2 separate regions of the Homo sapiens genome follow, and region 2 is linked to region 1. Evidence: chromatin contacts called from ENCODE Hi-C or POLR2A ChIA-PET data. All regions are on one chromosome and are shown on one strand. The core of a region is the stretch at or near the end of the contact, and the rest is flanking DNA. Distances in the headings are between cores, read along the strand shown.

Region 1 (5,265 bases), core at 1,662-4,161:
CTCTAGCTTCCTTAAATGAAGACACACACACACACACACACACACACACACACACACACTCTCACACACATCATCATTTAGTCCTCACAATTTGTAAGGTACATCCAATTGTTCCTATTTTCAGTTTAGGACATGAGCCAGAGAGATTAATTTCCCAGTTACTGAGCTAATAAATAGTAGAACCCAAATTTTAACCAAGTAGTCTGGTTTGTCTGTGGCAACTGCATGTAAAAGAAACACAAATAATTTTACACCCCTAAAAGGGGTGTTAAAATGTTTTCTATCCTCAATAAATACAAGTAAGTATTTACAATTTTCATTGTCTCTCAGCTTACTGCCTATTTTTAAGACTGAAAAACAACCAAGTCAATTGCAGAGCCCAGGTTTTTCTCCCCAAGATGGGCCTTCAGATGGAATAGTGTTTCCCACCCCCACCTCTTTGCCCTACTCAGTCCCAGAGAAAAACAGAATCACAACCTTCTAGTTTGTGGACCTCAGATTTTTTTTTCCAAGAGTTTATCTTTCCTAGTAAAGATAAACTTTCCTGGTAAAGATAAAGATCTGGAGGTAAATACAACCAGCCAGTTTATTGTGCACTAGCATACCCCCACCCACACTAATTTACATCATCCATGCAATTAATTACCTATCCACACTCATCTGACCGTAGCTGCACGCTAATTGAGAAAGCAGTGGAAGAGGCAGTAGGATTAAGTCTAAGCACCAACATTTTACTTCCACCATCTCTCCCTCCTAACCCAGCTAGTGTCTGAGCAATTCTGATCAGCCTTGTCACAGTCCTATCTTTTACAGATCTCTCTCCCCAAAAGACAGGATGACCATAAAATAAATAAGGCTCTGAATTGTCCTGTTGCATTGGATATTCGTTCTTTACTGCTATAATGGAGCAGAAGCATTTGGAACATTTTTACTGATCATGATAAAACCTGCTGATACACTTATTTTGCTGAACCTAGCCTTCTGATGTAATCATTACTCTCCTAGAACTTCAGCATCTTAGTAAGGTAACCACGGCAACATACTCATTGATAGGGCAGGTTTTCCCAGACCAGCAAATTCTTATAGGCAAAAACTTAATTTACAAAGTTTAATTTCCAGAAATTAATTTGTGAATTAGATAGCTGAAGCTGGATCATTTTCCCTTAATACTGGTTAACACATACAATAGAAAGTAGTATACAGAGAAAGTATGTATGCAATACTATTAGCCAAACAAAATACACAGAACAAGAAATTTTATTATCTCCAATGCTGGTGCATGACAAATAACAAGCTTAATTAGAGGAGGAGACAGAGGGAAACTTCAGATACCAAGGTAATTTCTGGGCAGGTTTAAAACCTTTAAAAGTTGATAGAATAACTGTTCATAAAGTCTTTTTAGATATAGCGCTTTTTACTTGACAACTTTTATTAACAGTTCTTACAATATGAAGTTCAACTAAAGTCCTTCATCTGTCAAGTTAAAACAGCAAGCAAAACAAAATTTCTCTAGTATATAACAGCATAAGCAATGGTTTGTTTTCTTTGTACATTCACACACATTTAGTGTCTAGATTTGAAACTTTTTAATTAAGGATGTCTTAATTTTTGACTTTTAAAAATGGTTATGACAATGGATTTTCTTGATTTATAGATCACAGTGGCTTTATAAATGATCAAGATACATGTACAAACAAAATTTCAGATGCTCTTGGAAACACATCTTAAGATACAAAGCACACGTGATACATATTTGAGTTTACTCATCCATTTATCTTACACTGAAAATGTAGCCTTTGATAACTGTGGCTTGACTAGATCACAAAATAGAATTTTCCAAGTTTTCTTAAGCTTTCAGTCCAAATAACTCAAAAGATATGTGTCCTAGTTGGATACATTTTTTTCTCATTATATAATTAGTATCAGTGGGCTTTTGTATTGGCAGTTTGTCTTGGTCATGACTTATTCTTGCAAAACCATCTTTACAGCAAACAAATATGAAAGATATTTTCCCCAATGCAAGGAAAATAATCTGGATCAATAACAAAGTCAAAGCCATAGGTGTTTTAGGACGTTCTTGATAATTGATTTCAACGGTCTTAAAATCTTTTTTCTTTTTCTTTAATGATTCTCTTCCTTTTTCACAACTGTGCAGTCACTGTCCTATTGTGTTCTATTCTGAAAAACAAATTTTTTTGAAGGTCAAGTTTTTCAATGGCACAAAACTATTTGGAATGAACCCAAAAGATAGCGGAAAGTTGGGTCCCTCCTCAAGTAGTTTCCTCCTCTTTTAACAGCATCTAACTACTCTCTATCAATAATCTCATCACAGCCGAGTTCTTCGGTCAGACGATTGACAACCATCAGTGAAAAAAGCTCTTCGATAAAAGCTAACTGATCAAACGGGGTCTTCTCATAATGCATCTGAAACCCGCCATCCAGGGCTGGTTCTCTTGTTCTCAGAAACATCTTGTCGGCTTCTTCAAGAGCGGCTGATACTCTGTAGCCGGCACCACTGAGCTGCTCCTCTTCGGGATAGTCGTAGTCGTCCTCCCAGTCATCAAATTCCTCGCCCTCGTCCTCGCTCTCGAAGTCTGCGCCCGCCACCTGGCCTGGCTGCTCCCCAGCGTTGGGCCCGTTAGCAAGGCTCCGTTTCCCCTCTGGCGCCGCCATTGGCTGGGCCTCCTCCTCCTCCATTGGGCCTTCCTCCTCGAGCTGTTGGGCCCCGCTGCGGGAGGGACGCAGGGATAGCTCCCGGCTCCCGCTGCCTACCTCCATCTGCGGAAGGTCACCCTCGCCAGGCATCACATCCATCTGCAGGTCACTGCTCTCTTCATACAGCTCGGACAACTCAGCCATTTCCGACATTGTGCAAACCGCTCAACCTCTAGGAAAAAGCTTCCAGCAAGACAGATGCTGCGCGGCCGTGCGTTCGTGCGCGTGCGCAAAGGCTGCGCGCTTGCGTAACCCCGCGCGCAGGCGTGGTCCTCAGGTACCGCCTCCTACTTGGCGCGCCACTGTGGTTGGAGTAGCTCAGTGTTTTCTCCGGGGTGTTGGCGTCGCCTTTTGAGCTACGTTTCCATCGATTCGAACTTCGTATCTAGGGACCCTGCATGCAAGAGCGTAACAGTTTCTGTGTTACTTAACCCTACTGCTGCTTGTAATGCTGCAAACCGGAAAATAACCTTACATGGCCTTCGTAACATTTAATGCTCCTTCCCCCCCTTCCTCTTCCCCTGGGCAATTTACCGATGTACTGATGACTTGTAAATCCACGTCTCCAAACCAGACAACATCCATAACCACAGATCAGCATATTAAGAACTAATCCATTTTGTCCTTTTAGTGTTTTCATTTAAAAAGTTAAATTCACAAACAACAGATATATTGTACTTTTTTTTTTTTTAGTTATAGTGAAGAAATACTTGGTCCCATTTCTTTTCGCCTGGGAGGTATCTTTCCACTATTAGCAATGCGGTGTGTATTCTTTGAATTCTTTTTATTTGCATTTACATGTATCTTTATGTATTGACAGCAAAATACTATTTTGTGTGTTTTTTAAAAACATGTTTTACCTGTTTTTACCTTCAACTTAAAAGCCTCAGGTTTTAAGTTGTATATACTTATATGAATTATATGACTGTGTATACTTACAGGATTCAAGCACATTTCATTTATTCTGCACTTTATTTCTATTATTATTACATTATAGTTATGTAGAATTATACAACTCACCATAATGTAGAATCAATGGGAGCCCTGAGCTTGTTTTCCTGCAACTAGATGGTCCCATCTGGGGGTGATGAGACACAGTGACACCCGAGGTGTGTTCCTTATGTCCGGTCTATTCTGTAATCTCATTTTGGTTGCTGTTACTGTGGAAAATCCTGCCTCACAAAGATAGGATGTTGAAAATGGAAGGAGGCTTTTCAGTACTTTTGTGGCAATCTCAGGATGTTCCGCCTTGACTTTAATCGAGAACGTATGGAGATTTGAAGTTGTCTCAAACATACTTTTAAGGCCACCGTCATTTGCAATATCAAGCAGTTGATCCTCTTCTAGCGTGGACAAAGTGGATTCACCTGGCTTATTCACAAATGGGTCACAGATCCATTCCGTCTTTTGTGGATGAGAAGTGTGATGGTTAATACTGAGTGTCAACTTGATTGGATTGAAGGATACAAGTATTGATCATTGGTGTGTCTGTGAGGGTGTTGCCAAAGGAGATTAACATTTGAGTCAGTGGGCTGCGAAAGGCAGACCCACCCTTAATCTGGTTGGGCACAATCTAATCAGCTGCCAGCTTGGCTAGAATATAAGCAGGCAGAAAAATGTGAAAAGAGAGACTGGCCTAGCCTCCCAGCCTAAATCTTTCTCCTGTGTTGGATGCTTCCTGCCCTCGAACATTGGATTCCCAAGTTCTTCAGTTTCAGAACTCGGACTGGCTCTCCTCTCTCCTTAGCCTGCAGACAGCCTATTGTAGGACCTTGTGATCATGTGAGTTAATACTTAGTGAACTCCCCTTTACATATATATACATATATATGTGTATATGTATGTGTGTATGTGTATATACGTGTGTGTGTGTGTGTATATATATATGTATATATTCCATTAGTTCTGTGCTTCTAGAGAACCATGACTAATACAGGAAGTAATGCTCAAAATATTTTGAAAGCTGAGATAGGTGATCATGCACCAGCTGGGAGAAAGAAGACCCTGGCTCAGTCTCTTTCAAAATCTCTGCTAATGTTTGAAATGTCAGAAATCCCAGTGTTCATTTGTCACCCGCATGATTCCAGTTTGGCTTTGAATGCAGCCACCTTATCTGCCAAGTTGAACACAGTTGTTGTTCGTCCCTGAAGTGACAGAGTTCACTGAGCAGGTTGAATATGTCACACAAGTAAGCAAGTTTTTTTGTGACCCATTCTGTGTCACTGAAATGTGCCGCCAATGGTGACTGTTTTTCTACAAAGAAATCTCTGAAGCAGCTCTCTTAACTCAAAAACTCTGGCCAGTGATCTACCTTTAGAAAGCCATCTCACTTCTGTGTGTAAGAGAAGACGTGTGTGCTCTGCATCCATCTCCTCACAGAGCTGCACAAACAGATGTGAGTTAAGGGCATGTATAATATGGTTGATAATTTTAATCACATACTGCAAAATGTTGTTAAGTTCAGGTGACATTTTCTGACTAGCCATCATTTCTCTATGGATGACATGGTGCATAGACTCACATTCAGAAGCGACCTCTTTGACCTGAGTA
Region 2 (5,265 bases), core at 130-2,629, 290 kb before region 1:
CAAAGACATTGAGAAGTAGTCCAAAGCTGTGCTGGACTCTATAATAAGAAATCATGCTTCTTTCTGGTAACTAAAGACACACTGTTTGCTGGTTTAAGGATGAAAGAACATTTTCAAGTTGTAGTAAAGTATAATATCATCAACTGACACACGGTGGTAATAAACCACCAAGTAGGAAGAGCTTAAGGACTTGATGCCAGAGAAAAAAACTAACAGAAAAAAACTGAAAACAGCAAAGGCAGAGGGCCGGGCGCGATGGCTCACGTCTGTAATCCCAGCACTTTGGGAGGCCAGGGTGAGCGGATCACTTGAGCTCAGGAGCTCGAGACCAGCCTGACCAACATAGAGAAACCCCATCTCTGATGAAAATACAAAATTAGCCGGGTGTGGTGACGCCTGCCTGTAATCCCACCTACTCAGGAGGCTGAGACAGGAGAATCGCTTGAACCTGGGAGGCGGAGGTTGCGGTGAGCCAAGATGGCGCCACTGCACTCCAGCCTGGGCAACAAGAGCAAAACTCCGTCTCAAAAAAAAAAAAAAAAAGAAAAAGAAAAAGAAAAAAGAAAGGAAGGAAGAAAGAAAAGAAAAGAAAAACAGCAAAAGCAGAGAGTCAGGAAAGCCCTTCGCTAATGTAGCAGGTGACAGACTTCATTTTATGAGACCTCAGCCCCATTAGTCAGAACGAAGTATTTCTACAAAGTACCTGTAACTGAAAAGATCCTCCCCGAGACATCACTAAACTATTAGTTACTGTGTAGCTAGGGACTGCCAGCAAATTAATTCCCTAAGTGACAGTTCAGAGATTCTCGTGTTTTTGTTTTGTTTTGTTTTAAAGAGGATGCAGACACCAAGAAGGTTTTTGTGTTTGTTTTCAATTAATATTTAGAAAGAAGACTTTTAAAAAGCAGTATCAACTGGCATGCGAGACAAAGAGAGGAGTTCAGTGTGGATATGGGCATTTCTGCTGAAGCCCAGTAGAAAGAGTACACTAATTACAACAAGAAAAGGAAAAGAAGAATCTGCATGGATGAAGAAAAAAACATACAACCCTTCGTAGTAGTCAAGGTAGAATGTGTTTGCGGCGTGATCTTTTTTGCAAGCCCAGCCACGTGTCCTTATAGAATCCCAAGGGTTCCACTTGCTCCCCGGGACCAAAAGCAGCGCCCCAAGGGAGGAGCCAAGTGCTGTGGACCCGATCTACACGTAGCCAACCCAGCAGATCCCAAAGCCCGGCGTCTCCTCTCCCCCACCTAGGATGTTCTGCCACCTGGACCCGACGCGTAGCAGGGCTCTCTGTAGCCATATTTCGCTAGATCCTTCTTTCTCCTGTAGTTTCAAGTGTCTAAGCAAAGCTCCCAGAGCAATCACGAGACTTCTGTGACAGGAGCCGTTTTCTTCCGGGAGATAAACAGCTCCCGCCCTGCGGAAATCCTGCAGCTTCGCTGAGGTGGCTGCTTCCAATCGGCCCCTCCTCTGGCTCCTCCTCCCTGGACTCAGCCAGGGTTCCCTCCAAGCAGCAGTCAGGTACAGCCTCCGTCCTGCTCTTAGCTCCCAGGGAGGGACTAGGGCCTCGCAGGAGCCCCTGCGCAGAGCACGTGCGAAGCTGACTAGTGAGGTTTTCTTTTTGCGCCCTGTGGATGTCAGAGAACAGTGTCATAACCTGGCGCCCTACATACACCTAGTTTCTGATCTGTCTCGGGCTGCGTTTTTTTGTTTGTTTGTTTGTTTTTTAGTTATGGTTTTGGTCTTTATTGTTCAGCAGCTACTCCCCAAACAACACTAAAATGTTTAGCTATTGCTTCTTTGCGGATTACTTCCAAATCAAGCAACATAAAATTGATGTATCACTTGATTTAAATAGATTTGCATTTATTTACAGGTTAGAGGCATTGGTGGGCCTTCCTAGAACACAGTAGTGAAAAGACGGAAACACATGCCTTTTAATGTGCAAGACCCCTTAGCATCCAGTTAAACCTCTTCATTTTTCACTTATCTAGAGAAATCCTAGATGCCCTATCAAAAGTACACTATCCCTAGTACATCACTAACTTTTCCTTCCTTCATAGTTCTCCTATTTGCTTATGTATTTATTGTGTCTCTCACCACCTCCATCATCACTACCACTAGAAAGCAACTGGGGGCAGGCAGATTGGTTTTTAATGAATAGGTAAGATAAACTGAATGAACGACGAAAGGTGAAATGATGTGCCTGAGGTCACAGTGATCATTGGGAACAAAACTGGAATTAAAATTCAGATCTATTAACTCTCAATCTAGTGCACTTTGCACCTCAGAAATATTGAGATTAAACCCAAGCAAAGACAGCTAGCAATAAACCCATTCCAAAGTTTCCTGATTAAGGAAGTTTGAGCCAACATGCCCAACACACTAGGGGTAGTAGCATAACTCAGAGAGATTCGATAAGTTGTATACATCAGTAAGTTACTGCTCCAGAATTTCTATATGTATATGCATACTTTGTCTCCATGTTTCCTTCCCCCTTCTGTATACATGTATACAGGAGGAAGGGGGAAGGAAACATGGAGACAAAGTGTGAATGGACAATAAAGCATAGCCAAAGAGTGGCAGCCCCTTGGCACCCCGTTGGGTTATTACTGTAAATGATACATCAAAGAAACAAAGTTACTCTGGTCTCAGGGCAGCTTTCTCACTATTATTTCAGTCCCTCTTTATCATTTTCAAATGAATGAATTATATCTTCTTGTTTCTGGGCCCCAATAAATCCCAGTTTGATGTTCATTTTGGTTTAATTTTGAGTAACAGGAGTCATCACTGTCACTTGTAAATAGTTTTAATAGGGAGATAACCTAAATTTTAAAAAAAAATGTAAAATGTTTAGGGACATCAGTAAATACAGAAAAGAACAGAATCTTTTTTTTTTTTTTTAGATGGAGTTTCGCTCTTTGTTGCCCAGGCTGGAGTGCAATGGCATGATCTCTGTTCACTACAACCTCCACCTCCCAGGTTCAAACGATTCTCCCGTCTCAGCCTCCCAAGTAGCTGGGAATACAGGCAGCCGCCACCACACCAGCTAATTTTTGTATTTTTAGTAAAGACGGGGTTTCACCATGCTGGGCAGGCTGGTCTCGAGCTCCTGACCTCAGGTGATCAGCCCACCTCGGCCTTCCAAAATTCTGGGATTAAAGGTGTGAGCCACCGTGCCCAGCCCAGAATCATTTTTTATTCAGATGTTTCTAATATATTCTTTTGCATTAGTTGAAAAATAACAAATTTTAAAGTTTTGAATTTTTTTAACAGTCCAAAATAAACTCATTTTATACAGGGTTAAAAAAAAATGACTGTAGAAACTGTTTCGAAAAAGAATACTTCCTACTGAATATGTACTTGATGACCGAACATTAACTTTGCTAAATGAAACCAGATGGCAAATCATTAGTTTGGACCTTGGATACATTGCTATTGCAGTCTCAACAAAACCGATGCAGACTAGAAAGCACCTTACAGAGCAATTAGTAAAGCATCCTTTTTTGAAATGATTGGCACAAAGTAAAACAGGATTAACAGAGCTAGAACTAAAACCTAGGTCTCTAGACTCCTAGCCTAGAGGCCATACTACTTCTGAATATGTGACTTTTGTTGAGACCCCAGTAAACTGTGCTTAAAAATAAATTATTGAAATGATTAGAATCCTTGTCCCAAAATAAAATGTGTACATTATAATTTTCATAAAGGATTACTCTTAAAATAACCTGTCCAAACTACTAGAGAACCCCAAATGGACACCAAAAACAAAACATTACTTTCTTATACTACCTTCCTTATACTAGGCATCTTGCTAAGTAAGCACTTTGCGTATATTATTGTCTCTTTAAACCTTTCCAACAATCCTTATGGGATAGAAAAATATTATTTCCTTTTCAATTTCAAGAAGATATTCCTTTAGTTCTTATTAGACATATCTAATAGTGAAAACATTTAAACATTTGGCTGGGCACAGTGGCTCATGCCTATAATCCCAGCACTTTGGGAGGCCAAGGTGGGCAGATCACCTGAGGTCAGGAGTTCGAGAACGGCCTGGCCAACATGGTGAAACCCCATCTCTACTAAAACTACAAAAATATAGCCAGGTGTGGTGGCGGGCGCCTGTAATCCCAGCAGCTTGGGAGGCTGAGGCGGGAGAATCGCTTGAACCCAGGAGATGGAGATTGAGTAAGCCAAAATCACGCCACTGCACTCCAGCCTGGGCAACCAAGAGCGAAACTCCATCTCAAAAAAAAAGAAAAGAAAATATTTAAACATTTATATTTTACAGTATTTTTATTTTCACAAATCCTGAACCTCTGGTTCTTTGCTTTTTGCAAGTAGGCACTCTTACAATAGGTTTAGAATCTGAATTATAAACTAATAAATGGTATATTATGATGGAGTCTTAAACAGAAACCTAATTAATAAACTTGAAATTGTTTCTCCTCAAAGGATATTAGTCTCCATTCAGATAAAATATTATAGCAAACTAAACAAAAACAAAACAAACACTAAAATGAAAGAATACAAAAACTTGATCCAAAATATGAGTTAAAGCATGGGTGTTAGAGACTTACAGACCTGGCTAGTGCCTATTGATGTTTCTCAGCTTAGAAATCACTTCCTTCAGGAAGTTTTCCATGTTCTCTACCCAAAACTAAATGTCTAAGACCACAGAGGGATTGACCATTTATCTGAAATAATGTTATTTCTGTGGTTTAATCTGTTTGTGCAACCTCTGGAAAATATTTCCTATTTTGACTTACAATAAAAACTATTGTTCACAATTGGGAGAATCTACTTCAGTGACCTATTTTGGATATTTTCTCATTATAGTAAATAATATGTAATACTTGTTTATGTCTTCTTTATAATGATGTTACATTCCTTCTTTTTTGTTGTTGTTGTTGAGACCAAGTCTCGCTCTTGTTGCCCAGGCTGGAGTGCAATGGCGCGATCTCGGCTCACTGCAACCTCCGCCTTCCGGGTTCAAGTGATTCTCCTGCCTCAGCCTCCCGAGTAGCTGGGATTACAGGTGCCTGCCACTTAATTTTTGTATTTTTAGTAGAGATGGGGTTTCAACATGTTGGCCAGGCTGGTCTCAAACTCCTGAACTGAGGCCATCCACCTGCCTCGGCCTCCCAAAGTGCTGAGATTACAGGCGTGAGCTACTGCACCCGGCCCCTTATTCTTCTGTTCATAAAATAGATACTGCTCTCTAGTGTATATAATCATTAAATGGCAAAAGATAAACTCATG

Evidence for each region. Hi-C counts contacts between places; a loop is a spot of excess contacts on that map. ChIA-PET counts read pairs that join two places held with the same protein, here RNA polymerase II (POLR2A). Pooled maps may share reads with other maps.
Region 2: a map of CD8-positive, alpha-beta T cell shows a loop between it and region 1 (5-fold over the local background). The contact joins the promoter of GALK2 here to the promoter of EID1 in region 1. A Hi-C loop is called at or near these places in 2 of 168 maps with a recorded cell type or tissue (CD8-positive, alpha-beta T cell and naive thymus-derived CD4-positive, alpha-beta T cell) and 11 of 50 pooled maps. POLR2A ChIA-PET finds 5 or more read pairs at or near these places in 17 of 52 experiments (CD4-positive, alpha-beta T cell, CD4-positive, alpha-beta memory T cell, Caco-2 and 11 more).

The regions. Positions count from the first base shown.
Region 1 is chr15:48,875,780-48,881,044 of GRCh38, reverse strand. EID1 (EP300 interacting inhibitor of differentiation 1) reads right to left here and starts at 2,911. Exons shown (of 1, transcript NM_014335.3): 1 at 872-2,911. The coding sequence starts at 2,868. The coding sequence ends at 2,305. The region is part of intron 4 of SHC4 (SHC adaptor protein 4); the gene reads left to right. RefSeq lists enhancers at 2,657-2,956, 3,227-3,336.
Region 2 is chr15:49,166,361-49,171,625 of GRCh38, reverse strand. GALK2 (galactokinase 2) reads right to left here and starts at 1,379. Exons shown (of 10, transcript NM_002044.4): 1 at 1,251-1,379. The coding sequence starts at 1,303. It overlaps MIR4716 (microRNA 4716), which reads left to right and starts at 2,473; the gene lies at 2,473-2,556. RefSeq lists enhancers at 1,192-1,431, 1,063-1,967.